Regions from separate parts of the Homo sapiens genome. Here all the other regions are linked to region 3. Evidence: chromatin loops called from intact Hi-C (ENCODE). Cell type or tissue: OCI-LY7. All regions are shown on one strand. Links, peaks and the distances in the headings refer to the core of each region. The heading gives the core; the rest is flanking DNA. Region 1 overlaps DLG2 (discs large MAGUK scaffold protein 2). Region 2 overlaps DLG2 (discs large MAGUK scaffold protein 2). Region 3 overlaps DLG2 (discs large MAGUK scaffold protein 2).

Region 1 (10,668 bases), core at 2,803-6,802, 770 kb after region 3:
ATGAACTGAATGGACGAAGATATGCCCAAGCAGAGACTAGAAGTTGCTCATGGGTTTTAGAGAATTTGAATTGAATTCAATTTAGAATTGGACTTTCTGTGATGAATAGAGAATGTGCACTAACTCTTCTTTATCAGCCTGGCCAAGTCTCTAGAAGTGAAAGTCTAAACTTTATGGCAGTGCAGTCATTCAAATCATATCCTCATGGATGATACTTTATCATTTATCTTTCAAATTTTAATTGAATATTCCCCCCAAGCACTCATTCTTCAAGGTTTCCTGACACCTTAGTTTCATGTTGCCAATTTTAAGAAGAAATTATCAAACTTATCTATATTGTAACATGTGAATGGTCCACAATACATTTTAATTTTAATCTAACACAACCGTTTAAGACTGTACCAACCTTCTCAAGGAAAGAATTGTAAGAAACTGCCTTTAAGCATCTTAAATCTCAAGAGAGGAAGTTAACCTTTATGGTTCCTCCTCCGTGAGTTCTAGTCTGCTGTTCCTTTGACAGTATTGTTGCTGTCTCTTGGATTCATACCTTTCCGTTCTTTAAGAGTAGACTGTGATATCTTATTCTCCAAGAAACTGCTCCTTTATACGGCCAAAGCTAGGTTAAATGACCTCTGGGGGAGCATGTGAATATGATATTTTATTTGATATTGTATTGATTCTAACATGCACTTTTTAAATATTTGTATCTCTGAAATCAGCATGCATCTTAACTATGACATTTTAGGTTGATAACATTTATCAGTCTTATCAACTGAAAACAGAGCTCACTGGTCATTGCGTTTTCTCTAAATATTACCAGGGTCTATTACAGTGCATCAGTGACTCATTTTAAGTGCTCAGTGAAATGAGGGATGAATAAAAAGATTACAAACTCAAGGACAATTTTATTGTAAGAACAATACAAAGTGACAAAGGTAAACCACATTTTGGGGGGAATAAGATAGATTAGGAGAGACTGTGGAAAAGGTGACATGAAAAGAATCTTAAAAAGAGCAAGGTATTTCTCACCTGTGATTTGGGAAGCATCATTTCAAGACAGAAGGAAAAGCATGAGACAGGAAGGTGAGAAAAGATTAGAAAGATAAAATGGCTCCAGGAAAGAGCTGCTGAGCTAGTTTGAAAGGAATGCAAATGAGTGAAAAAAATCAGTAAGAGATAGTACTTTAGCAAGAGATTGAGAATGTTGTGAATTTCACATCAAAGTGCGTGCGTTTTATTCTGGAGCAGGAGGAAACTACTGAAGGGTTTTAAAGGGGTGAGTGATATAGCCAAACTTGTGTTTAAGGAAGATGTATCTGAGGGTGATTAGTTAAAAGAATTGGTTGATGGAGAGTATATAGATAAGGAAACCAGTTACTAGGTGGCTAATATTCACTTAACAAACATTTATTAGGACCCACTGAATACCTGGCACAGGTCCTACAGCCATAAACAAGACTCAATCCTTGCATTCAAAGATCTTATAGTGTATAAAAAGTAAACAATTAAATAAACAGACAAAAATGATAGATTAAGTAAATGTCCTGTGAGTGCACAGGTAACTATGAGTTCTGACCGCAGTCTGGGGGTGAGGTGTAGATGACTGATGGAGGCAGTGAATAAATTATGGAGGCTCCTGGAAAGATTGTCATCTTAACTGAACTTTGACGTTAAAGACATGGCAAAAGGCATGTGGAAGGTAACAAGTGCAAAACATTGGAGGTGATCCATTCCTCTTACTCTGAGTTGCAAATAATTCAGATTGGTGAAATTCTAGATTTTGGGGAATGTGGTGGGAAAAGATGAAGAAGCAGAGAAAGGAAAGTTGGTGTGTTGGGGTAGAAAGAAGCAAGAGATATGTTTGGAAAGAGAAATTGAAGGCAAGTGGAATATTCTAGGGAGAAGAAACAAGGGTGTGATGGGGGAGTGGACAATGGAGATAAACAAAAACAAATATATCTGCTGATTTAGAGTCCATTAAACTTGTATTAGATCCATTCACTTGGTAAAATGTACTAAACCTCTTCTATGTGCCAGGGGGTTACTGAGATAGCTACAGCTGTAGTATCACTGCTTTCATCAGGGAGCTCTCAGTCTAATGTAAACCATCTTGGCCTTCACTCTGATATTAGGAGTCATGTTCTGGCAATTTAGTTAGATGGACCCCACTCTGGAAGACATGAGAGAGGAAAGATGCTGAGGGATCATCTTCATCTGTGTAATTTTGTATTTGGGTGACCAGAGAAATGGCAGTGTCATTAACTAGGTTATTTCTATTTATACTTTCTCCCAATTGCATTCTATGGCCCAGCAAGGATAAAGGGAAGCTTACAGACCTTAGCTTTTAAACCAAAGGACCAAAGTATCTACCATACTCAGAAGAAACATCTGAGTCAGAGAGTAAGAAATGCATAATACTTGAGAGACAATATAGTGTGTGAATTAAAGGTGGAATTACAAGGATAATGAGGTATAAATCTCATTCTATCCACTAGTTGTGTGAACAAGTTACTTATTTAATTTCTTTCTCCCTGTATTTTCTCATCTGTTAAATGAGGGAAATAAAACAGTAACTACTCCATAAGTTTGTTTAAGGATTAAATAAATTAAGGCTTGTAAAGCATTAATACATATGCACGTCATGTCACAGGCAGTAATCTGAAAGATGACACTGTCAGTTCCCAGCAGGGCAGCAGGACAAGAAAATTAGAAAACTTTCTGGGTTTTCTTGATTTGGGGCTTACATCTTAAGAGTATAGTAAGCACAAAATAACATTCTACAATTGCACATTAAGTTGCATATTAAGCATCTAGATCAAGTATAAATATGCTTTTATTATTTCCAAAAGGCATTTTATTAGACACTATTGTATTTGGAGAATATTTAAACCACCATAAGCAAGCATGGATTATAAAGCAACCTTATTTGAGGAAACATTAATATTTTTATTAAAGTGTCTGATTGTGAAATAAACCTCTTTGATTGGAACACACTAGTAATAGGGCCACACTTTCTGCCTTATTTTTCAACTTTCCCATGTTCCAATGCCATTGACACCAGCTCATTATGAGGTGCTCTAAAACAAAGGCAGCTGGATAGATCAAGCCCATTTGCACCACCACCAGAGACAATTCACAGTGGTTGCCTACCTGGACCCCTGAGTGTCTTCCCATAGAAAGGACAGCTGTTCATAACTGCTTCTTGGTACAGGAAGTATGTTGAGGAAAAAGGGAGCTCAAAGAGCTGGATTACCTAACGCAACTAGAATTTAATTTCGACAGAGTCACAGATTTTTGCTTTTTTTAAACTACTGTATTTCTAGCACTTAAAATTTAGTGATTAGCATATAACACGCTAGATAAACATTCTGTTGGATGAATGAATAATGGTGCTTCCCACTAGGAAGGAACTTTAGTCTTTATAGTGTCACAGAGGATATATATGCCAATCGACCACCCAGGAAGTCCCAGGACCAGGAACAAAGTCTGCTGGAGATCATCCAGGAGATATTCTAGGTTCAGGTGGGTAACTGATCTCATCCTTGGAAGTCAAATATAATGGGAAGGCTAGGCAAGTGCCAATTTCACAGGTAGGTTCTGAAGTCCAAAAACTCACATGGTTAGGAAGAGTAGCTTGAATGAGCAGTGAAGGCAATTTCAGCACCTGTGTCTGAGACTTTTTTTTTCTCTGCCTGCTGGACAGAGATGATCATCATAAGTGGAAGATACCAAGAGTAGGAGTGTTGACCTAGCTAGAGGTGTGAGTAGAATTTGGGTAAGATGGCCTCACATACAGAAAAGGCACTGGATCAAGAGAAGTGGCAGCAAGGCCTTAGCAGCTCATTTTACCACCTTCAGAAAGTTTGTGCTGTTCTGTAGGGATGCTACAATACTCTACAATACTGGTAATAGCATGGTGGAAGCCTGTTCCCTGTAATGGTGATAAGGCTGAATTGAGCATATACATGCATGTGTGTGTATGTGTGTGTGTGTGTGTGTGTGTGTGTGTGTGTGTATAGGCTCGTTTTACAATACTTGGAAAGATGACTGCATGACACTGGTAGAGAAATAGGAATGCTGGGTGTGGTGACTCATGCCTGTAATCCCAGCACTTTGGGAATTTGAAGCAGACAGATCACTTGAGGCCAGGAGTTCGAGGCCAGCCTGGCCTACATGGAGAAACACTGTCTCTACTTAAAAATACAAAAAATTATCCAGGCGTGGTGGTGCAAGCCTGTAATCTCAGCTACTTAGGAGTCTGAGGTGGGAGAATCTCGTGAGCCCAGGAGGCGGAGGTTGCAGTGAGCTGAGATTGCGCCACTGCACTCCAGCCTAGGTGACAGAGCGAGACTCCATCTCAAAAACAAACAAACAAAAAAAGAGAAATAGGAAGAATCTTATATTTCCTAAGCACCTGTTAGGAGGCGGGTCCTGGCCCAAAGAGTTTGGGCATATTATCTCATCAATTTCCTATAGTGACACTGTCATACATTATTAGTCCAATTTTAAAATGAGGAGTCTGAGTTTCAGAGAGCCTTCATACTTCCCTAAAGTCGCACTGCTGGTTGGTGCAGGAACAGGATTTAAACCCAGGAACTGAGCTGCAGGGAATTTGCATCGCTTGAGGAAGCATTTTGCTGAAATGAACATTTCCTCTTTTCTGGGCACCAGGTGCACTGAGCAAAACATGTTTCTAGCTTTTAGTAGTGAATGATTCTCACTCACAGATGCTGTAGCAGTTGCACAGCTGGTGGATTAGTCAGACAGGGACTGCCCACAAGATCGTACAGTGCTCAATAGAATCCAGTGGCAGTTATCCCTGGAAAATTACTCAGACCATGTTTGAAGTTTTGCTTCAAATGGATGAACTACTGTTGAGTTTGCTCCCAAATCATTGCTTTGATTTCTTGGTACCAAAGCAATTTGACTTAAAGCCTGGTCCTCTCCAGCAAATTTATTCCCGGCACATCCCTCTTTCATTTGTCAGCTGGAAACCCCTTCCTTTGCATCCTTCAGCCAGTTCTCAAAATTAACTCAACTGAACATGGATAAACCCTTTCCAGGACTAGAGAATTTTTCCTTATCACAAAACTTATACCACACTGAACCTTCTCCAGTACAACAAAGCAAATACTTGATCATGTTTTACATATTCTAATTCTTTTTATTCCTCAAAGAAATATATGTAGCTCCAAAAAATGAAAGTAATAGTCATCCAGAAATAACCATGGTCAACATATTAGTATATTCTTCCAGACCTCTTCCCTGCCTTGCATACACTTTAATCTATTTTATTGGGCTTATTTGAGGTTGGTACACTCAAATGTGAGTCAAGCTGCTGACCTGGGGTTTAGATGGGCTCGTGTAAGAATACTTAGTGTGGTCTCCGTATGTTTATTGTGGCACTATTCACAATAGCAAAGACTTGGAACCAACCCAAATGTCCAATAATGATAGACGGGATTAAGAAAATGTGGCACATATACACCATGGAATACTATGCAGCCATAAAAATGTTGAGTTCATGTCCTTTGTAGGGACATGGATGAAGCTGGAAACCATCATTCTCAGCAAACTATCGCAAGGACAAAAAACCAAACACCGCATGTTCTTACTCATAGGTGGGAATTGATCAATGAGAACACATGGACACAGGAAGGGGAACATCACACACCGGGGCCTGTTGTGGGGTGGGGGGCGGGTGGGGATGGATAGCATTGGGAGATATACCTAACGTTAAATGATGAGTTACTGGGTGCAGCACACCAACATGGCACATGCATATATGTAACAAACCTGCACGTTGTGCACATGTACCCTAAAACTTAAAGTATAATAAAAATAAAAATTAAAAAAAAAAGAATACTTAGCGTTGTCTCATTTGTGTGTTATGCTTCCGTAGCTGCTCTGACTCAGTGCTGGCAGTGGAGAAGGAAGAAGGGAACTCAGTTCTTCTCTGCATGTTACTGTTTTTCTTTCTGTCAACTCTTTTACTCCAGGAAGCCACCAGCTAATACACTTTGTCAGGGATGTCATACCCAAAGCTGGAACAATTCTCCCTGCTAAATGAAAACTTTCAAAGGAACTCACTTTATTACCTGTGCTACACAACATAAACCAATTTTTGATTTTATTGTTGAAAATCTTACAGGGTACTACTGTTCAATAACCAGCTCTACTGTAGAATAGTGACAGGCTTCTTGACTATGCACTACTTCTAGGATGTGCTAGTCATGGTGGAGTACACAGGAGTCTAAGGAGCTTACATCTCTACCAGGGGTAGTTCCATTTAGTAGCATTTATTAAGCACCTACTGGGTCCCAAGCAGAATATTTGCCCCTGGTACAATAATGAATTGTGAACTCTTCCCATTCCAGTGAGAATGGCAGAGACATACATGCTTTGAGAAAAAAGAGGGATTCTCAGGGAGTCAGACATGGGAGCACAGAATAAGAATGCTTAGCCAAATTTGGATGTCTAGGGAAAGCATCTGGAAAGATATCATTTATCAACTAAGTTTTGAAGGTTGAGCAGTATGTGAAAAAGAGTTGGGAAAGTTATGAGAGGTAGAGAAGACATCAAGAGCAAAGGGCAAGGATGAGCTGTATCTTCTTTATTCACTATTACATCTCTAGCACATGGTACAATATCTGGCATAGAAGTGGTGCTCAGTAAATTCTTTTTGCATACAAAAGTGCAAAGAGAAGGTTTTCAAGCATTTAAGATGGCGTAAAGAAAGGCTAAAGTGTACTTTGTGAGACTAGGAGGGCTGTGAGATTTGATAAACTGTCTATGTGTTATGGAGTAGTGGGAGAAGTTGCAGTTAGAGAATTTGAAAAATTCAAAACAGTAAAAGGCAAAAATTTTTCCTTTAGTTTTTTCTATTCTTCCAATTTTTTATAATCAAATAACATATCTAATGTTCCAGTAAAACAATCATAACTTCTACTAAGTGACTACTTACTAGATCACAGACACTCACTCTTCTAAGTGCCTTCCATGCATCATCTCACTTGGCTTTCTAAAAAATCTTGTGAGGTAGTTGCTATTCCAGTTTTGCAGATAAGATTACCATGTCTCAGAGGGTTTAATAAGTTGCCCAAGGTCATGTGGTTATCAAAGTAGGAATTGATGCAGGCCGTCTCTCCAGAATCTGCGCTTTTAGGCGCTGTTCTGAAACTGAGGTTCTAGAAACTTATTCTACTGAGATACATTTGTCACCTTACTCCTTTTGGCCCTGGGATGCCACAGAGGAATCATCACTAAAGTCTATCTTCCTACTGCCATCATGTCTAAGTCGGAGTCTCTGAAAGAGCCCGAATAACTGGAAGGTCTTCATTGGAGGGTTGAGGTTTGAAACAACCCATGAGAGTCTGAAGAGCCATTGTGAGCAATTGGGAGCACTCATGGACTGTGTGGTAATGAGATATCCAAACACCAATTGCTCCAGGGCCTTTGGGTTTGTCACATATGCCACTGTGGAGGAGGTGGATGCAGCCCTAAATGCCATGCTACATGAGGTATGAGAGAGTCGTGGAACCAAAGACAGTTGTCTCAAGAGGAGATTCTCAAAGACTAGTTGCCTACTTAACTGTGAAAAAGATATTTGTTGATGGCTGTATCAGCTCATGGTTGCACTGCTATCAAGAAATACCCAAGACTGGGTAATTTATAAGGAAAAGAGGAAAAGAGGTTTAATTGGCTCATGGTTCTTTCAGTCTGTGCCAGAAGCATGATGCTGGCCTCTGTTGGGCTTCCGGGGAGGCCTCAGGAAACTTTCAATCATGGCAGAAGGCAAACAGGAAGCAGACTGACATGGCCAGAGCAGGAGGAAGAGAGAGGGCAGGGGAGATGCTTCACACTTCCAAACAATCAGATCTCGTGAGAACTCTGTCATGAGACAGCACCAGGGAGATGATGCTAAACCATTAGAAACCACCCCTATGATCCAATCACCTCCCACCAGGCCCCACCTCCAGCAGTAGGGACTACATTTCAACTTGAGATTTGGGTGGGAACACAGATCCAAACCATATGAGTGGCACTAAAGAAGACACTGAAGAACATCACCTAAGAGCCAGGCATGGTGGGTCACTCTCACAATCCCAGCACTTCGGGAGGCCGAGGCGGATGGATCACTTGAGATCAGAAGTTCAAGACCAGCCTGGCCAACATGGCGAAACCCCATCTCTACTAAAAATAAGAAAATTATATGGGCTTGGTAGTGGGCACCTGTAATCCCAGCTACTTAGGGGGCTGAGGTGGAAGAATCACTTAAACTCAGGAGGCAGAGGTTGCAGTGAGCAGAGATTGCACCACTTCACTCCAGCCTGGGCTACAGAGCAAGACTCCTTCTCAAAAAAAAAAAAAAAAAAAAAAGAACATCACCTAAGACATTACTTTGAAGAATGTGGGAAAATTGAAGTGACTGAAATCATGAATGACCGAGGCAGTGGCAAGCAAAGGGATTTTGCCTTTGTAACTCTTAAGGACCATGACTCTATGAATAAGATTGAAGTACCATATTGTGAATGGCCACAACTGTGAAGTTAGGAAACTTCAAAGAGTGTTCAGTAAATTCATCCCTGTCAAAGCAAGAGAAGGCTAGTGCTTCATTGAGCCAAAGAAGCCAAAGTAGTTCTGGATGCTTTGGTGGTGGTTGTGGAGGTGGTTTTGGTATGAACTATGATTGTGGAGGAATCTTCAGTGGTCGTAGTAGCTTTGGTGGCAGCCGTGGTGGTTGTGGATATGGTGGCAGTGGGATGGCTATAATGGATTTGTAAATGATGGAAGCAGTTTTAGAGGTGAAGGAAGCTACAGTGATTTTGGCAGCTACAACAATCAGTCTTCAAATTTTGGACCCATGAGGAGAGAAACCTTAGGAGGCAGAAGCTCCAGCCCCTCTGGTGATGAAGGACAATCCTTTGCCAAACCATGAAACCAAGGAGGCTCTCGTGGTTCCAGTAGCAGCATTAGCCATGGCAGTGGCAAAAATTCTAATTACTGCAAAGAAACAAAGCTTAGCGTGAGAGAGAGAAGTGACAGGGAAGCTACAGGTTACAACAGATTTGTGAACTCAGCCATGCACAGTGGTGGCAGCACCTAGCTGCTACAAAGAAAACATGTTTTAGACAATACTCATGTGTATGGACAAAAAATTCAAGGACTGTATTTGTGACTAATTGTATAACAGGTTATTATTGTTTCTGTTCTGTGGAAGTGAAGAGCATTCCACCAAAGACTTTTTGCTGTGTGAAAAATTCACTTTTAGCGACCACTTTTTTTGGTTGTGGCTGTTGTTGTTACGACAAATCTGCAGAGTACCAAGTTCTTGAGACTCCAAGCCAAAGGGAGCATTACATTTGCCAAGCAGCCACTGTATGCCAGGAGTACAGCATCTCATTCAATCTTTGTATTTCTATGAGATATATATTGTAATTCCTGGTTCATAACTTCAGTCAACCAAAGCTCAGTTGTATCCAGCAATGTGATAGATGTCTCCCAGATAGCAAGTAGTATAACCAAGATTTGAGATCATGTGTCTAATGCCAGAATTCATGCACTTTCCACTATGTGAGGCTGCCTCTTGGAATCAGAGGACTATTTTGGTTTGAAACACAGCTTTACTATTTATTTAGCACTTTAGAAACTCTCTGACCCTCTGTTTTCTCATTTGGAAATGAGAATGATGATACCTGTTTAATCTATCCAATTCTTGAGAGAATTACTCAAGACAGTGTTGCTGAAAGTGCTTTGTAAATTATAAAGAGCATCCTCAATGTGTGGCATCTTACAAAATTTCATTTTGCAATTCCATACTCGTTATTTTCCCAGTTCATAGGTCTGTGGTTCCATTCTGACTTAGAGAGCTTGAGGTCTGTTTAGAATTAAACAGTTAACTTTAGAATTACAGTTACCTCTCCTGTGTGAGTCTAGCCTTCCCTAGATCCTGAGCCTAGCTCATTTTAGGGGAGAAATGGCATTTCTACCAGGCTACATTTCCAATATCTTCAGTTAACAGATGGAGGGTGGCACTGAGCTAGAGTAAGTTCTCCCATAGTTATTTAAATCATCAGTTCCTTAAAAAGGATCTTAGAATTCATTAAATATTCATGAAGCATCCTTCCTGGCAGCTAGTCCATAGTAGGTAATTACATAGAGTTTAAAATATCTGACGTTGCTTGGAAGCACACAAAGCTCTGTCAGCTGCAAGCAGACAGCTGATTTGTAATTTAATTAACATCCTGGCTTGTCCTGTTCTTTGTGGAAAAAAAGCAGGAAAGTATTTCCTTTCACTTTTGAGTTTTGTTTAAAAAAAATTCAAATGGAGCACCTGGGAGAGCTTTTTATTTCTCCCATCAGTGCTGTTACTTACATTCTTCTCCAAACTGGAAAAATTCCTCTTTCAAGGGTTCTTTGGGCAAGCCATATTGCTAATTGTGGGTCATTGTTTTTTTAAAGGGTGATTATTTTGAAGATAGATCTGGCTGCAAAGTACTTACTTATTCAACAAACATTTATCAAGTAACTCCTATGTGGCAGGCACTAGAGGTCAGCAGTAAACCAAGCAGGTGGGGCCCTTGACCCCATGGGGAGAGGGGCGGGGACGGTTAGTTCAGTGGAGGAGACAAACATCCAGCGAATCATCACAGAAATAAATGTAAAATA
Region 2 (10,668 bases), core at 2,588-6,587, 210 kb after region 3:
TACACAAAAAAAAATATTCCCATGTTTTTGGAGGGATGGGGTTGTTTGAGAAGAACATCTTTAGGGTTCTCTAGGTCACTTTTCGAGTTCTTTGTAGTTACATATTTATACAATCAATCTCAGGTGTAATTGGTCAGCATATTTAGCTAATGTTCTCAGAATATTCTGGAATGAAATATGTCAAGATTCTAAAGTGAGAAACAGATAACCAAGGAAGATGAGAGGTTTGGAGACATCAACCTGTCTGTTTTTAAAAGACTAAGACCCATTGATAGTTTTGTCTCTTAAGAGGACATGTTTTTAACGGTCAGCATTGCAAATCCCCGAATCCTGGTCTAGTCACATATCACTAATCTACAGGTATAAACATCCTGGATAGATGAATGAGACAGAAGGAAGGTGGGAAAGCTTTACCTTTTGTCACCAACTTCTATCTTAAATCTTTGCTTAGAGAGCTAGGTTCTCCCTTGAGGGAATTCTAATGTTCTCCCTTGATTTTTGGCTTAAGAATTAACTAAGAGTTAGACATGATAGTGTCCTTTCCCCTAGTGTTTATTCTGGTTCTAGCTGGGCTTCTAAGGAGCTGACCTCCTACTCTTTTGAGTAGGAGGTAGGCCCAAACTCTGTTATGCCACAGTGTACACATTAAATGTTAAAAACAAAAGATACTGAAGAAGGAGAATGAAGACTTCGAGGAAAAAGAATTTTAAATCCCTTTCCTTCTCCACCTGCTGTGGTAGGTTCCCTGATCCATGTTAGATCTTGCCTTCTTTAGAAGTAGAGCGAAGTGGTAGACAAAACATGAGGTTAGGATTTTCAGTAACCACACTTAAGTGGAAGGCTCTTTTGAGACCATCTAGTCTAGTGGTTGTGGATCTTTGCTAGCACTGAAACTCACAGGGAAATAACCATTTCCTGTTCATATTCCCAAGACCCTAAAAGATGTCTCATCAGTATATCAGAATGATAAATGATCTCAACTGCAGGGTATACCACTTTGGTAGATAAAACCAAATATTAAATTCTTGGTAGAACTATAAAGTTTGGGAAAGATCTTTGGGTAGATTTGGCTCTTCCTCTCTCCACATTGAATGATGGATCCAAGAAACTTTCTCATTTTACAGATGAGAAAAGTGTGGTCTAAAGTGTTAAAGTGAGTTTTCCAAAGTTCCACAGGTAGATCAATGGGAACACTAAACTAAAATCCAAGGTTCTAACTTCTGTTTCAATGTTTTTTGCTTATCATACAATAGGATTAAAGAATAATTTATGTTCACATGACATGTGTCATCACTAGTCTTTTTTATTTGTCTGGCCTTGTAAAATCATTGTTAATTTTCTTAGTTAAAACACGTACGAGAAGATCTTAGTGTCAGAAATCAGGTAATAATAGAAGGCAAAACAGAAACACACATTTCCATCTTTCTTTATCCCATGCTGAGCACCGCAGAAGTTGAAACACACCTTATTTATGCACCCGTCATATTTTGTGAATATGTTGTGTGTTCTCATTAGTAGCTTCCTTGCAAATTGTGATAATGATCTGAGGAGAATCTATATCTATTATCTGTGAATTAGGCAAAATACTAACACTGTTTCACAGTTGTGACTGTCAAGAGCATTTCATGGCAGCAAGCACATGGCCAAAATTAGCTTAAAATTGTGGTTATCTGACCAGTGTACCTTCTGTACTCTGCTGCTGCTGCTGCATATCATATTTTGCTTTAAAGAAATTGATCATGGAGATTGATGATATAAGTTTATTTTTATGATGACTTTATCCATAGTCACTCATACAGCATTTTAGGGCTTAGTGATGCCTTAAAAATAGATCAACCAAATAAAGTTGCTCTAAAAAGCTTACAAATCACAGGCAAAAATTTTAGTGTGATAGGAGTACTGAATTCAGTATTTTATTCAGTTAAATCAGAAATGTTAGGATCATTCATTAGATAAAATCAGATTGGATGATGACATGGCTTACCTCCCATTAAAGAGACAGTCTAAAATAACAGAGGCAACTTCTCATAAAAGAAAGAGCATACATGGGCACCAGAGTCAGCCAGAGTCTTGCTGCAATCTCAGAGATGCTGCTGTCTAGTAGGTTGAGTTTTAGCCAAGTTGCTTAACCTCTCTAAGTCTCTGTTTTCTCCACTAGAAAGTGAGCATAATACTCCTACTTATGTTTATTGTGGGGACTAGTAATAATATAATGTGTCCAGAATAGTGCCTTGCATATTTAGTTGTTCAGTAAATCACAGCTGTGGTTTTTATGGCGATTATTAATATTATAAGTATGCCTATATTATCACTGAGAATACAATGAAAAAAATAAAAGATAAAGTATGGCTTATTAAAATCTTTCCCCCCCTTTTGGACTAATCAGTTTTCATTATCAAAGGGGTGTAGCAGTATTGTTGGTGAAAGTAAAGCACTGTATTATTTTTAAAAGCCAATTAGAAGTAAATTTACAGGAATTACAACAAAAGTATAGGTTAACTAGAGATAAATTTCTTTTGTATAAAGAAGTGCCTGGAAAATGGTTTAGAATGTCAAATTTCTGACTCCTTGAGAAAATTGTTTTATTTCTCTGCACTTCAGTTTTTCATGTGATAAGAAGGCCTCTGAGATCTATCCCTTTCAACCCAACATTCTGGAGTTCTATGAAACACTCTAGAGAGAATCACCATCACTAGCTTATAGTCTGGAAACAGAGACAAATAAACAGCCATTCTATACCTTGACTCATGTGATCTTACAGGAGTACAGCATGTTTCAGGGTTGATTAGGAGCCTGGAAGAGAACAGTCAGCCTATGGGTTGTAAGAGTTCTCAGGTGGTTGGTATTGAAGCCTGGAAGGCCAGATGCTGAGACAGCCTGGTGCCAGAAACCTAGTCCTTAGAGTAACAAAAAAGGAAAAGGATAATTTCTTATGCTTTGATAAGAGTAGAAATTATGTACCTAGTTTTCTGCAGCATTGCACCAACAAAGCATTCTCTCTCTATGATTATAAATAAGGTAATAAACATATTGATAATAAACATGTCAGCTAGCATATATACATACTGGCCCATAATAAATAGAATATAATATAATTTTTACTTATTTGCAGCAAAACCAAGGCAGATGCCCAGCCCAGAATTGTTCAGTGGAAGCCCCTGCTTGGATGCCTGTCCACCACTGTACTGTAAGTTTGATTATTCCAAGATTAGCAGATTGAAGGATAAATGTTTTTATATTTTGGAATAATCTTAGTGGAATGAGCCAGAATGCTCTCTGAAATTCTGGAGTAAAGCAAATATTTTGCAAGGAGAAAGAATAATCTTTCAGAAAGCTTTGCATTATAAAAAATATCAGTGATTAGGGATTCCATGCATTTTGTTGGAGTCAGGATAACTTGGAAAGGATTGCTTTAAATGGGTTATTGATGAGTTAGAGTTGGAAGGTCATTAAAACGAATATATTTGCACATATGTTTTTCAGAATAGCTGCATATTCAGCAATACTTGATTTTAGATGCCTTGAAGAAAGATGCTCTCTCTTTTGTCACTGTGTCAACTGCTTAATAGTCATGAGCACACCAACTTGCAATTTTCAAGTCTTCCTGGTGTAATAATAGTCTCTGCATTTGCATAGTATCTTCTACCAGAGAATTTTCCAGTGCCTTAGAAACAAACAGGTACTATGTCATTATCCTTGTGCTACAGATGGGAGATTTCAATGCAAAGGGAGTAAGAATAGTGCATCAATTGTAGCACTGGGAACAGATCCCAGACATCCTACTTCTCCTTTCATGTACTCATGCTACTACTTCTGTACTCTGAAGTGTGTGAAGAAAGTGGCTGAATGTATGATACTCTGTAATACATGGATTGCCTAATAGAAATGACAGTGGTGTCTCTTGGAATTACGTGTACTGTAAATGAGTTTAGCTGTCATGAAATAATTTGTGTATGATGGAGACAAAAAATTAGAAAGTTACCTTTTGGAAATTCTCCTCATTTGACTCCCCTTGTAGGCAATGGAAAAGTAATATGTGGAGCTTCCTAAATATCTTTATCTATTGTTGAGGTACCATGTGCTGAAAGATACGACTGGACTGACATAACATGTCTTACAACTATGTTAGCAGTAAGCCTGGGGGAGCCTGATTTTCACTCAGATTGTGTAAGAGATTAAGCTTTTTTCCTCAGTTTTTGTTTATCTGTGGCAGGGGGGAGAAAGTGGGATCACCTTTAGTGAAGGAGAGATGGTGATGCTAAATTTTGGAGGTATTCCTGCAGTGCAGAGGGAGCCCAGATGTGCTGGAGACTCAGAGAATAAAAATGTTAATTTTTGAGCAGATGATCAGAGGAGAGTGCATGCTTAGGGACTACTTATGATAGAGAAAGGATGTGGTTTTTCTGTTTTTGGTTTTGGTTTTTATTTTTGAGACAGAGTTTTACTCTGTTGCCCAGGCTGGAGTGTAGTGGCATGATCTTGGCTCACTGCAGCCTCCACCTCCTGGATTCAAGTGATTCTTGTGCCTCAGCCTCCCCAAGTAGCTGGGATTACAGGTGCATGCCACTAAGCCCAGCTAATTTTTTTTTTCGTATTTTTGGTAAATAACGAGGTTTTGCCCTGTTGAACAGGCTGATCTTGAACTGAGAAAGGATGTGTTTTAATAATTCTATTATTTGTTCATAAATAGAACACTTCTTTTATTGTATCCCTGATGGTATCATTTCATAACTACTGATTCCTACATCTGTTTCTCCATGGAGACAATGTGCTCCTTGGGGTCCTAGTATATCCACAGCTAGTAAAATCCCTGGTACATGGCAGAAATTCTGGGAGTTAAGTTTCAATATGTGAATCTCCTATATGTTGATTTTTCTCTTTAGTAAGTTTTAATAAATTATTTCACAGCTCTCAGATTTCTTGGTAAAGAGGATTAATAATGGTATTTTACCCTCTTAGGCTGGTAGTTTCTATTTCTCCTCTTCATCATTCTTTAACACTTTTCTCCTAAGAGAATACCATAGAACGTGTGTTTTCAGAAATTTTGTTTTCAAGCTACAAAGTTTAGTAATTCCATTCAGTTGTGTCTAGTACTATGCCAATTGCTGGAAATATAAACATGAATAAGGCAGTAATCCTATGTAAATCAAACACAATCATGTATAATACCAATAAGAATTTCTGATCCTCTAATACACTGGTAATTTCAGCCCAAAATATTAATATAAGAACTTTCACATTTTATTACTTTGTGCAGTCTTGTTGCAAGGAAATTGCATAATTAGGATTCTGTCTTTTGAATTATTATAAATCGTTCATCTTTCATTATTCCCTTGGAGTTGAACCCCTTGGGATCTGGGAATCCCAGATTAGGTCCTAGTTGTATTGTAGAACCTTAGGAACAAATAAACAACTACATTTAAGACTCTTCCTGAAGATCACAAGTCAGAGCGCCAGCATTAAAGTCTTATTCTCAGTGCTGTGGTCAGGTGAGAGAATCAGAAAGTAGATGTTTCTTTTTCATTTCTGCCATAGAACTGGGGGCTACTGGTTTCATAAATTTACTTTGCTATTTACATAAAAGTAATTATATCTCCCAGTGAAACACATATTTTCTGAAGGAGTTGTGCAGCAGATACCGATCTGCTTTCTCTGCAGAGAACCCCCAGTCCACAGAGGTGGGCTCCCGATGGTCATGTTTAGATTATGTGAGCCTGCCCTTGGCCAGGACTGACTGATCCAGGAGGAAGACATTTGATTCCAGCAGGGCCAGTTGAATTTTTTTTTCCTGGGAATTTGAAATTTGTACTGGAGATATACCAAACTGGTAGTCATCAATTTTGAATCATATGAATGAGAACAGTTTGGAAAAAGTTATGTGAGGCTCAGTTGCTTAGACCTCTAAAGCTGCTTTGTATCTGCCCTTCTTAGGTATTATGTACTCAAAACTCTCTTGGAGTCTGTGAAATGGCCTCAATAACTTACAATCAATGTTACTTCTTTCTCAATTATTTAGATTTTGTTTTATTTATTTTTGATAGGGTTTGTTCTTTGATTTACTTGCAACCAAAAGGAAAAAGAAAATAGTTTAATACTACTAGTCAGCAATGTTTACTGAGTCTCCCCTAGAGCTAGTGTAATAAGTAGTAGTCTCAGAAAAAAGCACTAACACTGGGATTTTGATAATTTATAATCTATTTCAAATATCTGACTGCAGACAACACTTGGGTATATTTAAAAAATGATGAAATAATAATTTGATAATACCTTAATTCATCTTATAGAATAAAAAAAATGGGCGGTTAACTCTACAATTAACATACATATATTTATATAACCAAAAACTATGATATGTATGAAATTCTGGTATTAATATTCATTTTATAATCTCTCAGGAAATAGTGAAAATCTTCACCTTGTGCTTAAGAGAGTGTCTTGGCTGTCATAAATTCTCCAAGGACTGAAGAAAGTTATAAATAAATTAATTCATACTTACAGGCCTAATAAATTGATAGTCTCTATTATCCTTGTATATTTTTCAAATTCAGTTTATTCTCTCCTACATTCCTTTCTCCACTGTCCTATTCTTGCTCTTTGTTGTTCTACTCTGGAATGATTGTATCCTCATAATTAGGCTTTATTACATTTTGCAAAAAAGCCTTGGTTTTCATGTCTGCATTTGCCCCAAGTTCATTTTAAGTGCAGAACTTTTATCATTTGATTTCTGGCTCCTCCAGATTGCTTTGCAAATGTCTGTCACCAGTTACATATTGCCTTGAAAATGGCTTCTATTAACTATTTGTTCTCTTTCTTCCTGGATGTGTGTGTGTGTGTGTGTGTTTATTTGTTTGTTTTTTGGCCCTCGGCACCTATGTAGTAATGGGGCTGAGAGGCTTTTTTTTTTTTTTTTTTTTTTTTTTAAGACTTGTCCTTTCAGTAGTAACTATAATGTACAGATTGGGGTTTGAGCAGAAAAGAAATTATACTCCCCGTTAATTATTTAGAAACATGGACATAATTAAACTTTCTGAATACATGAAATATCTTCCCTAGTGAAAAGTGTGGCAGTTTGTTTCTCTCCTATCGTGCGGCTATATTAATCACTAGAATGATAGCCTTCCTTACCCTTACATTTTAAATTTAAATTGATTATATGCCTCATTGGTTTGTATGACCATGAATATGAACACAGTAGCTACCTGAGCTTCTGCCATCTGCAAACAATTGAGAAAATGTCCACAGTTTCTAGGACTCAGCTGAAGAATGATAGCTCTCTGAATCTGGGTGAACTAGGCTAAGAATTAGCATTTGGCGCTTGGAATTAAAGAACTTTGGATATGACCAACTGTAAGAAGCTTGAGTGGCTGCTGCATTTTAGAGCATATTTGTGAACCACTCAGTATGGCTATGGCCCATGCATGGATTTAATCATTTTGAGGAATATCCCCAAACCCAGTTCTGAATATCCTCAATTCTTAATTATTAGGTATACTCAGAAATGGCTATAATGTGTGGTTTTATCAATTAGACATGCAAAGTATAAATACACATGATTTGGCTACAAAAATTCTTTTGTTTTGTTGCATATTTGCACACCCCTTAGTTACTGGAAATTAATGCTGGGAAAGGAGTTTCTTAAAGCTAAGTTGACTGCTATTATGGAACTTATCATAGACATTGCTATATCTATAGGTTTCTATCACTATATAATACTATAAGCAGATAAGTGAAAAATTCTCAAATAGCATAAACATTTATAAATTAGAGCACTGAATTCTGAATATGTCAACTCTCATTTACTTATTCAAGAAGTAGTTACTGAACACGTATTTTAACTGACCCTTGGATTTCTCAATGTATAGCAGAAAACAATGTGTATAAATAAATCATAATTATACTTGGCAACACATTATTTAATAATGGTCTATAGAAAGCACTATACATTTTCCAAATGGGAAGTTGCCTTAAGTTGGATTTTGGAAGACAAAAGATGCAATATTTGGTCATAGTTAAGGGTACACCCTTTAGAATTGAATGAAATTTGTGTTAAAGTATTAACTCTTCCACTAGTAAGTGGAAAGAGTAAAGTATTACTCTTCTACTAGTAAGCTGTATGACCTTGGACAATTTACCTAATCTGAGTTTATGTACACAACAGGATATTTTGAGATTTACATGAAATAATGCATAATAAGTGTTAACATAGCACCTGGCACATAATTAAGTGCTTAGTAAGTGCTAGAAGGAAAGAAAGAAAAGGATAGGTCATTCCAGAAGGGAGTGCATGGGACAGGATAAATTGGTGAGAAAAAGCGTAAAAAACAGACAATAACCCAATAGTAAATCAGGGGTACTCATTTAGACCTGTGTAGGAGAACCTTTTCTGGAAAAAGGTTCTAGGAGTTAATATACAACTCTTTAAGACTTTGAAAGCAGAATCTTGCAGTTCTTGAAAAAGAAACTTTTTGTTCTATGACTGGCAGGAACCGATGACATAGGAGTGTCATATTAATGAGCGCTATTGATATTCTCAGCCATTTTCATTTCTGTTTGTATACAGCCATTTTTAAGGAGTGGGGCCAGGTTTTCCTTTTCATTTAAAAACACTTTAACATCTTCCTACTATGTCTCTCTAGAATATGAAAGTAATTTCTCTCTTTTATGGGAATCAGTAAAAACAGACACTTCTCACAGAAACCAGAGGAGATGTTCTTTTGAAGTGTTAATTGTTCCAGCATGCTCTCCCAGACTGCCTCACATTACCCACATTCAGGATCATTCAGTCTAATTGAAACCAGTTAATACAGTGTGCATAAGCTATTCTGCAATAGTCCTAAAGGTTTTTTTTTTTTTCTTTTTTTGGTAGTTCCTCCCAACCCTTTTTTTCCCAGAATGCATTGTGTGACCTAATTTGGTATACACCCTACATAAATACACAGACCATGGCACTCAGAAGCATCTAACCCAGTTATAAAATAGTGTTGTGTCTGCTCTCTGGGTGTTTCCAGAGCTTCTATGAAGGCAGCACCCTCTGGACTAATTCTGCTGCTGGGAAATTAGACCCAGAATGGCTTTGAAGAGTTGTCTTTCGAAAGACTACATACAATTTTTATTTTTTAGGGCAAGGTTTTCATGCTATCAGCAGTCCTCTTATAAATCGAAGCCAGGATATTATCAGATAATCATAGCTTTAGGAAAATTGCAGAAAATTGCAGCGTACAGGACCTTAAATTGGTGGGCAGTGGGATTAGAGTACATTTGGCCATACGGGTGGTAGCCACAGGACTGGAAAAGAATCCAGAGGGGAAATTATCTCAGAAAAGGCATGATTTACTTTAAGAAATGTGAGTTCTGTAGAGTGCCTCTAATTTCATTTTTGCTGTAGTCATGGGCTCTTAATCAATGAAAGTATAGAGAAGATGAGATTGATAGAATAGATATGTTGCTCTTTTCCCTAAGCTCTGGCCCTTACAGTATTTTAGACTTACACCAGTTTCCTATCTAGTTTTAAAGACTCTGCTGGGAATGGTAATACTCATATAAAATAATTTTGTTACACTGATCTTTGAAATATGCCCAGAAAGGGAACCCACAGTATTTATGGAGGGGGACATTGGTTCATGGGAAAGATGAAAGGGCATTCCCAGTGTGCACACATAAAACCTACACAGGAAATAAAACAGAAAACACATAGACATGTATTCAGCATGCCCTGAGCAAAGAAATGGAGGATGCAAGCCCTAAGGTTGCTGGCAAGATCTGAGAAACTAAGTGGAGGAATAGTGGATAGGCACACGGTAAAATTGATGTCATCAAAGTTTATGCTCAGTGTCCCCAGCTTCCTCTTTCTGTAATTTTTAATATTTTCCTTAGAATTTCCTCTTTATTCAACTTGACTGATTTGTGGACCTCAATATTCACCCACCTCTTTCTCCTTTCTCTCTCTGTTTTTTTTTTTTTTTTTTTTTTTTTTTTGCCATTCAGCCAAAGATCTAATAGAACACAGAATGAATATAAAACTTTATGACATTCTTCCTATGAGTGTTTGGGATTTTTTGTTTGTGCTCTTATTGTTGTTTTCCATCAGTTTTTTTGTTTTTCAATCCTTTAACAGTATCTCTGGAATATAATTCACATACCATACAATTCACCCATTTAAAGTATACAATTCAATGAATGTTAGTTCTTTCACAGAGTTGTACAACTATCACTCCAATCAATTTTGGGACATTTCTGGGACATTTTTATGACCCTAAAAGAAACTCTACATCCATTAGCAGTAATTTCCCATTCTCCTCCCAGCTCTTACAAACCACTAATCTACTTTCTGTTTCTATGGATTTGCCCTTTCTAGATATTTCCTATAAGCGGAAGTATGTAATATGCAGCCTTTGTGACCGGCTTTTTTCACTTAGCCTGATGTTTCCAAGGTTCGTCCATGTTGTACCATCCATTATTTCTTCATTATTTTGCTGAATAATATTTCATTGTATGAGTATACCATATTTTGTTTATCCATTCATCAGTTGATAGACATTTGGATTGTTTCCACTTTTTGATGTTATGAATAATGCTACTATGAATATTTTTGTGCAAGTTTTTGTGTGGACATGTATTTTCAATTCTCTTGGGTATATGCCTAGGAATGAAATTTCTGGGTCATATGCT
Region 3 (10,668 bases), core at 3,474-7,473:
GATATTAGTCACTAATCTGAGGTTGATAATCACTAATTTATAATAATGCAAACCTTTCCCATTGTGTGATTTTACTTAAACTGTGCTCAGCAGCCAAGATGCTAGTATAGGTTAGGCAAATGATTTTCATCCAAAATTTCCAAGATTGAGGATTTCCTGTACTCAGTGGAATGACCATAGAGGAAAGGAGTTTAGAATCTTAATGAGAGAGTGACTGAAGTGATGGACCAAGGAATATAAGCTGAATGGATAGGAAAATTTACACGGAAAGGGGCTTATGGGTGGCGGTGATGTAGAGGAATCAGTACACTGGAGGTACCACTGGAGTCAAAGTACAGATGAGGTGAGAAAAGGATATGGTGACCAGAAGGTGGAGTGTATCTATTTATGATATAGTAGGGCACTTTGGAGTGATGATAAGGTTTGGAGAGTAGGTATAAAAGTGGAGTAGAGGAGAATATTACTGAATATAATGAAGTAAAATGTAATAGGAAATAGGGAACTGCTGCCACACATTTCCTGGTTGATTCTTATAGCCTTAATATAACATCGATCCCTTTTTTCTCTCGGAACTGCCCCATTTCTCTGCTCCCATTTACTCCAGACTCAACAAATTTATACACACTTACTGTCTGCATCTCTTTTCCTCTAATTCTCTCTTGAACTTACTCTTCTTGCTGACCACGTCACTAAACCTGTCCTGCGAAGATCCTGTCAGTGTTATCAATGACTAAACATTGATTAGACCTCATCCTCCTTGACTTATCAGAATCTTTTGTCACAGTTGATCCTTTCCTCCTCCTTGATACATTTAACTCTATTTGGCTTCCTGGATACTACAATCCTTTGCTTGTCCTCCTACTTCACTGGCTGCTCCTTCTTAGTCATCTTACCTAGATCTTCCTGTTTATTTTCCCAAATCTCTAAATATTGAAATGTTCCAGGACTCACACCTGTAGCCTTGCTTGCTCATTGCTTCTCTTATGTACCCTATCATCCTTAGTCTGTATTTTCTAGCTGTACATACTCGCTAGATTATTTTATTCAGTTTTGTGACTTAAATGCAATCTATATAATTCCAACTTCTAAATTTATATCTCTAGTTATAAGTTTTCTTTTAAGCTCTAAACTCATAAAACCAAACACTACTCAATATTCACCTTGGAATACCTTACAAGCATCTCAGGTTTATAATAGCCAATACTAAGCCCTTGATACTCAACTTCTCCCATTGTCTTTTCCATCTTAATAAATAGTGACTCAATTTTTCCACTTGCCCAGGCTAAAAAACTACTTTTTCTCTCTCATAGCCTTCATGTAGTCTATAGGCAAAAATCTCTTTCTCCCTATCTTCAAAATATATCCAATATTTTTTCATCACTTTGTCCATTATTACCCTCATTCAAATCACTATCATCTCTTACCTAGAGTGCTCAATAGTTTCCTATTCCCTAAACAGTAGCTGGAGAGATTATTTTATTTTATTTTATTTTATTTTTTGGACCATACATGAGACTAAGGAGGGACACTTTAAAATGGAAGTTAGATCATAAAATTTCTCTATTCGAAAACTTCCATTGATTTTCCTTACTGAAAAAAAAAATCCAAAGGTCTAAACAATAAGCCACCACACCATGTTTCCAACATCCTCTTCTGTCATGATTCACCTTCATTCACTCTGCTCCAGTCTCTGTGGCTTTTTGTTGATTCTTGAGCATGAATAGTACATTCCTGACTTAAGATATTTTCACCCTCTGTTCCCTTTTCCTACAGTACTTTATCCCTAGATAATTACATGGCTTGCTTCATCCTTTCTTCAAGTGTCTGTCTACTTTTCACCTCTTTACTGACTATTTGATATAAAGTAATCTTTCTCACTGTTCATCCCTTTCACCTCTTGAATTTTTCTCCAGAGCACTTGTCACTACCTGACATATATCATATATTTATTTTGTGTATATAATTTTATATTTTTTCCTCACACTTGAATGTGAGCTTTATTAGACTAGGAATACCATCTCTTTTTTCATTCTCTTCTGTAATTCCTGTGCCTGTCAGTACATTTTTTTGAATGATTAAATGCCTCTTTTTGATTAAGAGACTGCATAATATACAAATAAAAGTGCTGAACCAAGAATTAGATGGACCTGATTTCCTAAGCTAGCTCCCTACTTACATGCTCTGAAAATTTAGACAAGCTGCTTAATTTCTCTGAGCTTTAGCTTTGTTATTTGTAAAATAAGGCTGCTGGACTAGATGAATTCTAAGGACCTTTCTATCCCTAAATAATGCTCATGACTCTAAATTTTCATTCTTTGAGCTTTCACTCCTTTCACCAATATTTTTATCACAGCATATGGTAACTTATCTACAGGATGATGCTGAGGGATGTAGTCTATAAGATGGCATGTGCTGCTAGCACATGGCTTAGTTCAGGCATCTAGAAAATATATGAGAGGCTCAAAGAGCATGGTTTAAGAAATTTTTCTACCTTCATCTCAGTTATGGGCTTTACCTGATATGAAGGAATGAAACATGATTGAGTACCCAAAAATGTTGCAATTTTTTTCACAAAAACTAAAATAGCCAAGCTGTAAACTTTGACTTAGGAGTAATTTAAGATCTCAACTACTTAGAAATAAAATTTATGGTGTAGGCTCTCCAGATTTTAAGTTGCAATTGAGAAGGTCATCAGAGACACAGGATTTTAAGACTTATATCTCCTTAAGAATTAGAGAGCATAAATAAAGTTATACTGTGTTGAATATGTTAATGCACATTGAACATTCTCCAGGAATGGTGCCTCAGTGACCTGTCTTGGCAGGCTGGTTGCTTCTTCTTTAAATTTTCAAACTATTCAGACACTGCGTTCCATTTCTCTTCTCTACCTTACCTTGTGGATGATATCTTTTTATACCATGAGTTTTATAATTTAACACAGATTGCTGAAACTGTACATTAAGAGGCTTTTCTTCAAGATATAGAGGATAGTGTTTATACAAATTATATGATATAGCCATAAAACATTTATATAGCAAGAGTTCTAGAATTTAGTGAATAAATATTTATGCTATTACAAAGCAGTAGAGAAAACCAGAAGGAAAGTGGCATCTATTAAAATGTTTCATAAAGTTAATGATGTACTGGAACTACTCTCCAAGATTACTATTGTTAAACCTTAATATTTACACTTTTAGATGAGTTTGAAAGATAAATTACTATTTTCAACTTAATTTTGGGAAAAAAGAAAGATTTAAAAGCATTCTTGAATTTTTTTTATTGTTTCTAAGGTTATAAGTCTTTGTGGTTTGAGACTGTTAAGAAATAGCATATTATATGGTTTCATTTTGGGCTTAAAGAAATTGCTTAGCTTCACATTATCCTGAAGTAGGGATGTATAAAAAGAACCAGAGAAGTTACAGATAGAGTCATTTGAAAAATAACATTTTTATTTAAAAATTTAAATGCAACTAGGCATTTGTGAGATGTTCTTGTTTTAAATGACTTACTGTCATCTACATAATAGTAAAGCTTAGCTTGTGTTGCTTTTGTTAGTGATGGCTTTATTTGTGGATGAAATTAGCAGTGGCAAATTGTTATGTAGTCATTGTATAATGTGACAAACTTTGATACCTTGAATCCATAGTTGTCATGGATTCTTAACCTCAACAGTGGACCTTAGTGGCAGAAGTGTTTTAGAGGGTTGCTGGAAGGAAGTGATAAGAGGTGGAAAGTAAAGATGCTGCAACAGTATTGCTCAACTTTCATGTTTCCTTATGGTCTTTCCTTACCTTCTGAGTAATGAAATTATTTTTTCTTAGAAATCTTTCTTTCATTTGTTTCCTCCCTAATTCCTCCTTCTCTAATATTTTCTAGTCCGGTTGGCTTCATATTTACTTCCCTTTCCCTTCCCTTACATTTCAACCAAGTGGAATTTACAAAGCCTTTTGGGAAGCATTTTATCAGCTCAAAGATGATGAAAAATGAGAGCTTTGGCCAAGATAAGGCTGCCTGGTTTCTTTTTTGCACTTTTATTCCTCAAAACGTAGAGTGTACTTTCCTTTTTTTTCTACTCATTAATGTTGTCAACTATTTATATCATGAGTCTACTGGGTTTCTGCTGCTTTATTCTGTTTTGTTAGAACTTGATAAACATTGATCAGGAGCCTCTAGTTCTCAAAGTGCAATTTCTGGAGAAGGATTTGGCCACATTGGAAAATTGTAGTAGACTTTTACTTTGCCAGAAGTCCATTTAGTGTGGGAAGAATTAATTCTCTGATTCAGTGATCATTTAGGGATGCCAATATGCTGGCTTATTTCACATGCAGCTGGTCTTAAAACTACATTTTATAAATTTGACAAGTTATTGATAATCCACTCAGATTAAATACTGCTTCTACTTTTTTTTGACTTTGGATACTAGAGGAGAAGGGTAAATAAGAACAAGAAAAAAATTGTGATGGATTGGCATGGAAATGTAATTAAATTGGTTCATAAAATTATCCTCAGATGTGTGCTACCTCCTGATTATGAGTATTGTGGAACAGACACACAGATGTGCACACTTACATGAAATATATCCTAAATTGGGTGCTATTTTTTTTTTAGGTTCAGGGTACATATGCAGATATGTTACATAGGTAAAATTGTGTCATGGGGATTGTTATATAGATATTTCATTACTCAGGTATTAAGCCTAGTACTCATTAGTTATTTTTCTCCATCCTTTCCCTCCTCCTACCCTTCATCCTCCAATAGGCCCCAGTGTATCTTGCTCCCTTCTATGTGTTCATGTGTTCTCATCATTGAGCACCTATACTGTAGTTTATTTACTTATTATTTTGTTCAGTCCCTAAAACTGGGGGGAACTTAATGGGGTCCTCCTAAATGCTCAATTCTTTCCTTGGAGGAAGGAACAAAAGACTATTCTCATAGCATCCAGCACATACCACTATTTTAGTGCTTCCTGTATTTTCTTCCAGTAAGACCCTGTCTCTACCATCAGACCATAAAACATTAGACAGCATATTCTTTAATTTTCTTTTACTCATTTCTTTCTAGGTTAGGGCCTGCTACATACTGGGCAAATTAATGTTTTTGGAGCATAAAATTATATCATGAGGCTGCCTTCAGAGTGATGATTCCTTCCGTTTGTAGCTGGAGAAGTTGGCATGTTAGTTTCTCGGTAGCTTTAGTTAGAATAAAGGATTAATATTGAACCCTTTCAGTGGCCTTACATTATTTTTAAATAAAGACTAAAATGGAGCCCCGTCTATGTCTGCAGCTTTACCACATCCTCTTTTAGTTGTTGTCACGCCACACTGGCTTTCTCTCAGATCCTCAAACAAATTATGTTGCTTCCTGCGTCAGAGCTTTTACACAAGATGTTTACTTGCCTGGAATACAATGCTTCTGTATTTACTTTTCCACTTCTGCCCCCTTTTACCTTCAAAGTTGATATTCATACTTTGGATCAAAACTGGGAACAAGGAAGCCATTTCTGACACTTCAGAACAGGTCATGTTCCCCAGTTGTGCTATGTTGTATCTTTTTTACATTGCTTTTACTACAGTTTTGATTTATTTAAGTATGTATTTGATAAGTTTTGTGTCTCCCATAAGACTGTAGATTCTAGGATGGTGGGGACCGTACTTTTATTTACCATTTTATCCTTAGTGCCTTGCCTAGTCCCTGGGACAAAGAAAATATCCCAATTTTTTTGAAATAATAAAACCCAGTTGTATTTTACCTGTTTTTTTTCTTCTGCCAAAGAAGATTTTCTATTTTTATGTGAATAAAATAGGGAAGCCCTGTATACAGATAGGGTTGAGTTTGTCCTGGTCACTCTCTTCAAATACCCAGTTGTATCCTATCTTTAGCTTTTGTACATGAGAGGCATTGGCTAAGAGCAGCAAATAGGCACAAGAAAGAAGACACATTCTTCCTTCTTTATTCTGCTGCATCATCTATAGTATTCATTTATTCCCCTTCTTTCCTGCTACCTGTAACCCACCTTGCTCCATAATGATGTCCCTTTGAGATTTTGAGGTAATATATTAATCCCAATATGGCTCCCACTTGGTAGGAGATAGTACCAGATATTTAAAAATATAAGTCTTGTCTTTCTGTCCATCTCATGCTCAAATAACTAAACATCAGGATAGCTTAAATCGGTGTTTAGATTATAGAAATATGTCTTTCTAGTTTATGAGAGTTATTTATAAATCGAAGTAGCATTTTAAATTAATTACACTAGCGACATTGAGAATAGTCATTTTAGAACAAAGTTTCAGCTAATAAGAAACAGTGATCTGTTAAATAGTAGTAGTTTATTTGATCTATTTGCAGATGAATCTGACTGGATTCACATTCTTTAAAAAAAAAAATCTTCTGTTTGACCTGTTCGAGCTGTGCTCAAGCCCAGCTAATGTAATAAGTGGTGAACAGTAATTCAACCCTTTAGTTTATTTAAAAGTTTTTCCTGTTATGAATTGGGGTCAAATCGTCCTCAGAGAGGGGAGGGACACAGCTGGGCATTGGCAGATAATTCAGGTGAGGGAGAACCTTTCACCCTGTGATTGGGGGACATTTTATTTTTTCCAGAGCAGAGGAGACAGGGAAATCCTTGTATTTTTCCAGATCTGAAACTGCTCCTCTGATTGAGAGAGGTGAAGAGGCAGTTTTTAAATATCCTACACAGCCTCCTGGGAGGAAATAAGAAACAAGGTGGCCTCACTCCTGTGTGGACTGAGCGTTAGAGAATTAGCACCCCAATAGGACAGCTATAGAATAGGCAGTTTGAGAAAACAATTTTGGTTTTAAAGAAGCATGAGAGCTGCCTTAACAGGTGTCCTGTCTCTATCTTGGGTTGAGGTACCAACATCTTTGGTGTGTCCTGATATATGATGTTCACTGTTGCTCCCTGCATTGGAAGATGTTCGATATCAGTGTGATGCATGCACAGCAATCCAGAAATACATAGTAGCATGTTGTAGAGCAGTCTTACACCAGGTGATGACTCCAGGGTTATCCCACTGCTGAGTCCTCTGGTGGAAGAGGACTTGTTAGCAGAACTGAGCCTTTTATGATACCATATCAGAACTAATGGTATGCAGGGAGTCCTTGCAGCTGGAGTGGTTGTTTATCAACCTTATTGAAGATTCTGCTAGGAAAAACAGGATGGCAAGACAGGATTGGATGGAGTTAAAGTTGGCTCATGCTAAGACAGGACAAGATAGTGGAATAGCCAGAAGCAATAATGCTAGCCTGGGACACTTCTTGAGGTAAAAAGCACATGGGGAAGCTGTGAGCTCAGTGATGAACCTGCCAGGGACTTGTTTTGGTGCTGGTGCTGTTACTTAATTCCTTAACTATCTTTTCCAGGCTGGAATCTTATTTTATGACAGGCGTTTTTTATATGTGCTCTAATCCCTCCCAACAACCCTCAAAGATCAGAGGCACAGGCCTAGATAGCTCATAATTCTCTCATGCCAACCTCATGTACCCTGAGTTGCCTCTCACTTTCCAGGCTTAGATGAAATGACACAGAGCCTGTGAAATCTGGCTTGTGAAATAACCATTGGTGGGCTGGACGACACAACACTGAAGTATGGGGGAACTGGTTCTGTATGAAGGTGAAATGGAAGATTGAGGTACACTACCAGGCTGACAATGTATCTCTCCTTTCTCCCCTCTGTGAACTGTCCCACAGTATAGTTTCTCCTTGAAAGCCTTCCAAAGAAGTATCCTGTGCTGAGAGAGCTGGTAGGGCAATTCATGGCTTTTCATAAAGCCAATGCAATTATGCATTATACTACATTGCTTTGCACGTTTCTTTGCTCATTTTCTTCTGTAGTATTTCTCTTATTGCTCCTCCTAAATAAAGGACTTTCACCCCCCAAAATAAAGTACCAGAAATTTAATTTGCCTCAGGCTCTACTTATAGGACACTGGAGCTAAGACACACCACTATCATCTGAAATTTGACAAAATTAGGATGTATATATATTATATGTATATGTGTGTGCATGTATAATATATATGTATGTTTGTATATGAGTATATATGTCAATATATATACATATAGATATATTTATATGATCCTCTCTATTTTTGAATCTTTTCCTAGCTGACCTGTTTTTCCTTTCAGATAACATCTAACCCTATCCACAGTTATTGATATTTTTAAAAGATATTTTATTAGGAGTGAGCTTGGGATTTGCTTTATTTTTCTATCGTGTTAGACAGAAATATTTTAGAGTTCAGAATACCAAAAGGAAACAGTTAATTACTTTGTGTTTTTATCTCCTATACTATCCAGAAAATCAGGAGCCAGTTTTGTAGCTGTCATGTTGCTTAGCACAGAGCTTGGCATATTGTATGTTCTCAATAAATGTTCCTTGAATAAATATAATAACATCAGTCCACTAAAATTTAGAAGCAGTCTAATTGTTCTTTACTTTTTGTTTCATTTTGGGGCCATTGCTTAAGCTTTCTGTAAAGCTCTTCCTTATATACAACTTTTGCTGTGAAATTTTAAACACAGAGGGAGTTGTGTTATGTAAATTTTTCAGGAATTCTATTGACTTCTTGTTACAGATCAGATTGATTTTTAAATTACTTTGGAGAGACCCAATGAGTTTTGCAATTGAGGTCATATATATTTGCAGGAAGGTATTATCTCAGTAGGAGTGCAGTTATTGCTCAAGAGTTTTTAACTGCTGAATAAAAAAAAAGAGAGATACATAAACTTTTACATATTAGGAAACAAAAACCAAGAAGTAAATTATTTTACCTTCAATGATGCTGTGGTTTTCAATTATGAATAAATAGGTTCATTCACATTTAAATATTAGTTATGTAATGGCATTTGTAAGTTTTTAAATAGTTTTCTCCATGCAGCACCTCTGTGGAGATGCTTTTACATGAAAAACAATTGTAAACACTTTGACTATTGGATATAGACTATGTTACATTATTGTAGTTTATTAATGTACTTAAATGTCCATGAAGAGATGTGGAGATGTTTTCATTTGCTGGGAATCTGTGTAAGTTGATCTATCCTTGTATTTGTTAACATTAGCTACTATAACAGATAAATCCCAAAATCTCAGTGGCTATACACAATAAGGATTTATTTCTTGTTTATGTCAAAATCTAATGTGACTGTACATGGTTAGGTAGTTTTCCCTTTAGCATTAATTCAAGAACTTTAATGTTTTTCATCTTATGACTTTGCCATCTTCAACAAGTAGGTCAAGGGGCTCTGAAGGTCACTCTTTGGATCATTTCCATTCTAGCTAGCCAAAAGAGTTAAAAGAGGAAGGGGGATCACCTGTAAAAAGGTTTTTTCCCCTTTTTTAAAAATTTATTTTTTTCTTTCTAAATATGACTTCCCTGAACCTGTGAGAAGTTTTTATTGGTCAGGTCTAGATGTGACACACATCATGTATGGTCTCGTCTCAAAAGCCATAATTCAGTTATATAGCCACAGCCAAATGCAAGGGAGACCAGGAAGTTTGACCTAGATGTATATCCAAAAGGGTTTTGGTGATTACTAGAAATCTCTGCCATAGTTCCTAAAGAGTGTTTTAATTCTAAATAAGTTGAGGGTAGTTTTAAAAATTCATCATTTCTCAATATTTTTCTAAATGTTTTTCTTGCCAAAGCCACATCCATCAATTTAATGATAAAAGTGCTTGCTCTATGGAAAACAAGTTGAAGTGGACATCACACTTCATAGACAGAAAACAGTCTTTCACAAGATCTTGAGTGATTTTGAATTTTTTTAGACTCTAAAGTATTTACTTTTTCAAGCTCCTAGGTGAGTGAAAGTATTTTTAAAAGGTAAATGGAGACAAATCTGCCTTGAATTTTCTCTGGTCAGAATTTTGTTTATCAGAGTCAAACTGAAACTTTAGGATCTGGGGACTTAGGAATTTGAAAATCTTTTCATGCTTTCAGCATGAATGTATGATATCTCAATAAAAACAATGATCATTATCAAATTTAATTTATAACATCTCAAAGAATGTTAAATATGGTAAGTTTATAAATTATAATTTAAATATAATTGTATATTACATGTAACTCATAATTACAAAATTATAATTATATACTTATAAGGTTATAAATTATAATAAATTATAATAAGTTAAAATTTTACAAAGCTGAGAGATGTCATTTTTAGAATTCCTTATATAGGTTTAATATTGGCTGCCTAAGTAATATGGATGGTATTATAACAAAATAAGGTATTATCCATTATTGGTTCATAAATATATGCATTCATACAAAACTGAATAAGACACAATGTTTTTTCTTAAGAAGCCCTAATCTTACATGTGAGATAATTAATAGAGACAATACAGTGTGACACATTTTACTATAGAGGAATGTACAGAGTATGGTTAAAACACAGAGATAATTGACTTTTGAAAAATTATTAGAAGTTTGGCCCATAAAGAAAAGGGAGAAGAACATTCCTTGTAGAGATAAAGAGCACAGGACAGAGTCATGAAAAACAATGGTATGTTTAGTGAGTGTTGATTAGGTACATGTAACTAGAGACCAATAAAGATATTTGGTATTTTGTGGTTCTTGGCAGCATACTTTATACTATAGAGCCAACCAAGGAGTGTGACTAGGGTGGCGAGAAGGCTTTGAAAT

Evidence for each region. Hi-C counts contacts between places; a loop is a spot of excess contacts. Peaks named below come from ENCODE experiments on the same cell type or tissue, not always from the same donor. Only the 100,000 strongest peaks of a DNase experiment are listed, where the experiment ranks them.
Region 1: a loop joins it to region 3, with 7 times the contacts of the local background. A loop is called at or near these places in 1 of 110 quality-filtered maps.
Region 2: a loop joins it to region 3, with 2.5 times the contacts of the local background. A loop is called at or near these places in 1 of 110 quality-filtered maps.

What each region holds. Positions count from the first base shown.
Region 1 is chr11:84,543,463-84,554,130 of GRCh38, reverse strand. The region is part of intron 6 of DLG2 (discs large MAGUK scaffold protein 2); the gene reads left to right. It also overlaps the pseudogene HNRNPA1P72. Among named protein-coding and RNA genes, the nearest start is that of DLG2-AS2, 910 kb to the right of the region's middle. In OCI-LY7, for the core only: no CTCF peak of the experiment used is centred there; DNase peaks (open chromatin) are centred at 3,730 and 4,660; H3K4me3 peaks cover 1,153 bases; H3K27ac peaks cover 2,140 bases.
Region 2 is chr11:85,104,180-85,114,847 of GRCh38, reverse strand. It overlaps DLG2 (discs large MAGUK scaffold protein 2), which reads left to right. Exons shown (of 28, transcript NM_001142699.3): 6 at 3,113-3,187. Among named protein-coding and RNA genes, the nearest start is that of DLG2, 520 kb to the left of the region's middle. In OCI-LY7, for the core only: no CTCF peak of the experiment used is centred there; a DNase peak (open chromatin) is centred at 4,367; H3K4me3 peaks cover 2,014 bases; H3K27ac peaks cover 1,162 bases.
Region 3 is chr11:85,311,841-85,322,508 of GRCh38, reverse strand. All of the region lies in intron 3 of DLG2 (discs large MAGUK scaffold protein 2), which reads left to right. Among named protein-coding and RNA genes, the nearest start is that of DLG2, 310 kb to the left of the region's middle. RefSeq lists an enhancer at 5,370-5,439. In OCI-LY7, for the core only: no CTCF peak of the experiment used is centred there; a DNase peak (open chromatin) is centred at 5,318; H3K4me3 peaks cover 1,960 bases; H3K27ac peaks cover 2,181 bases.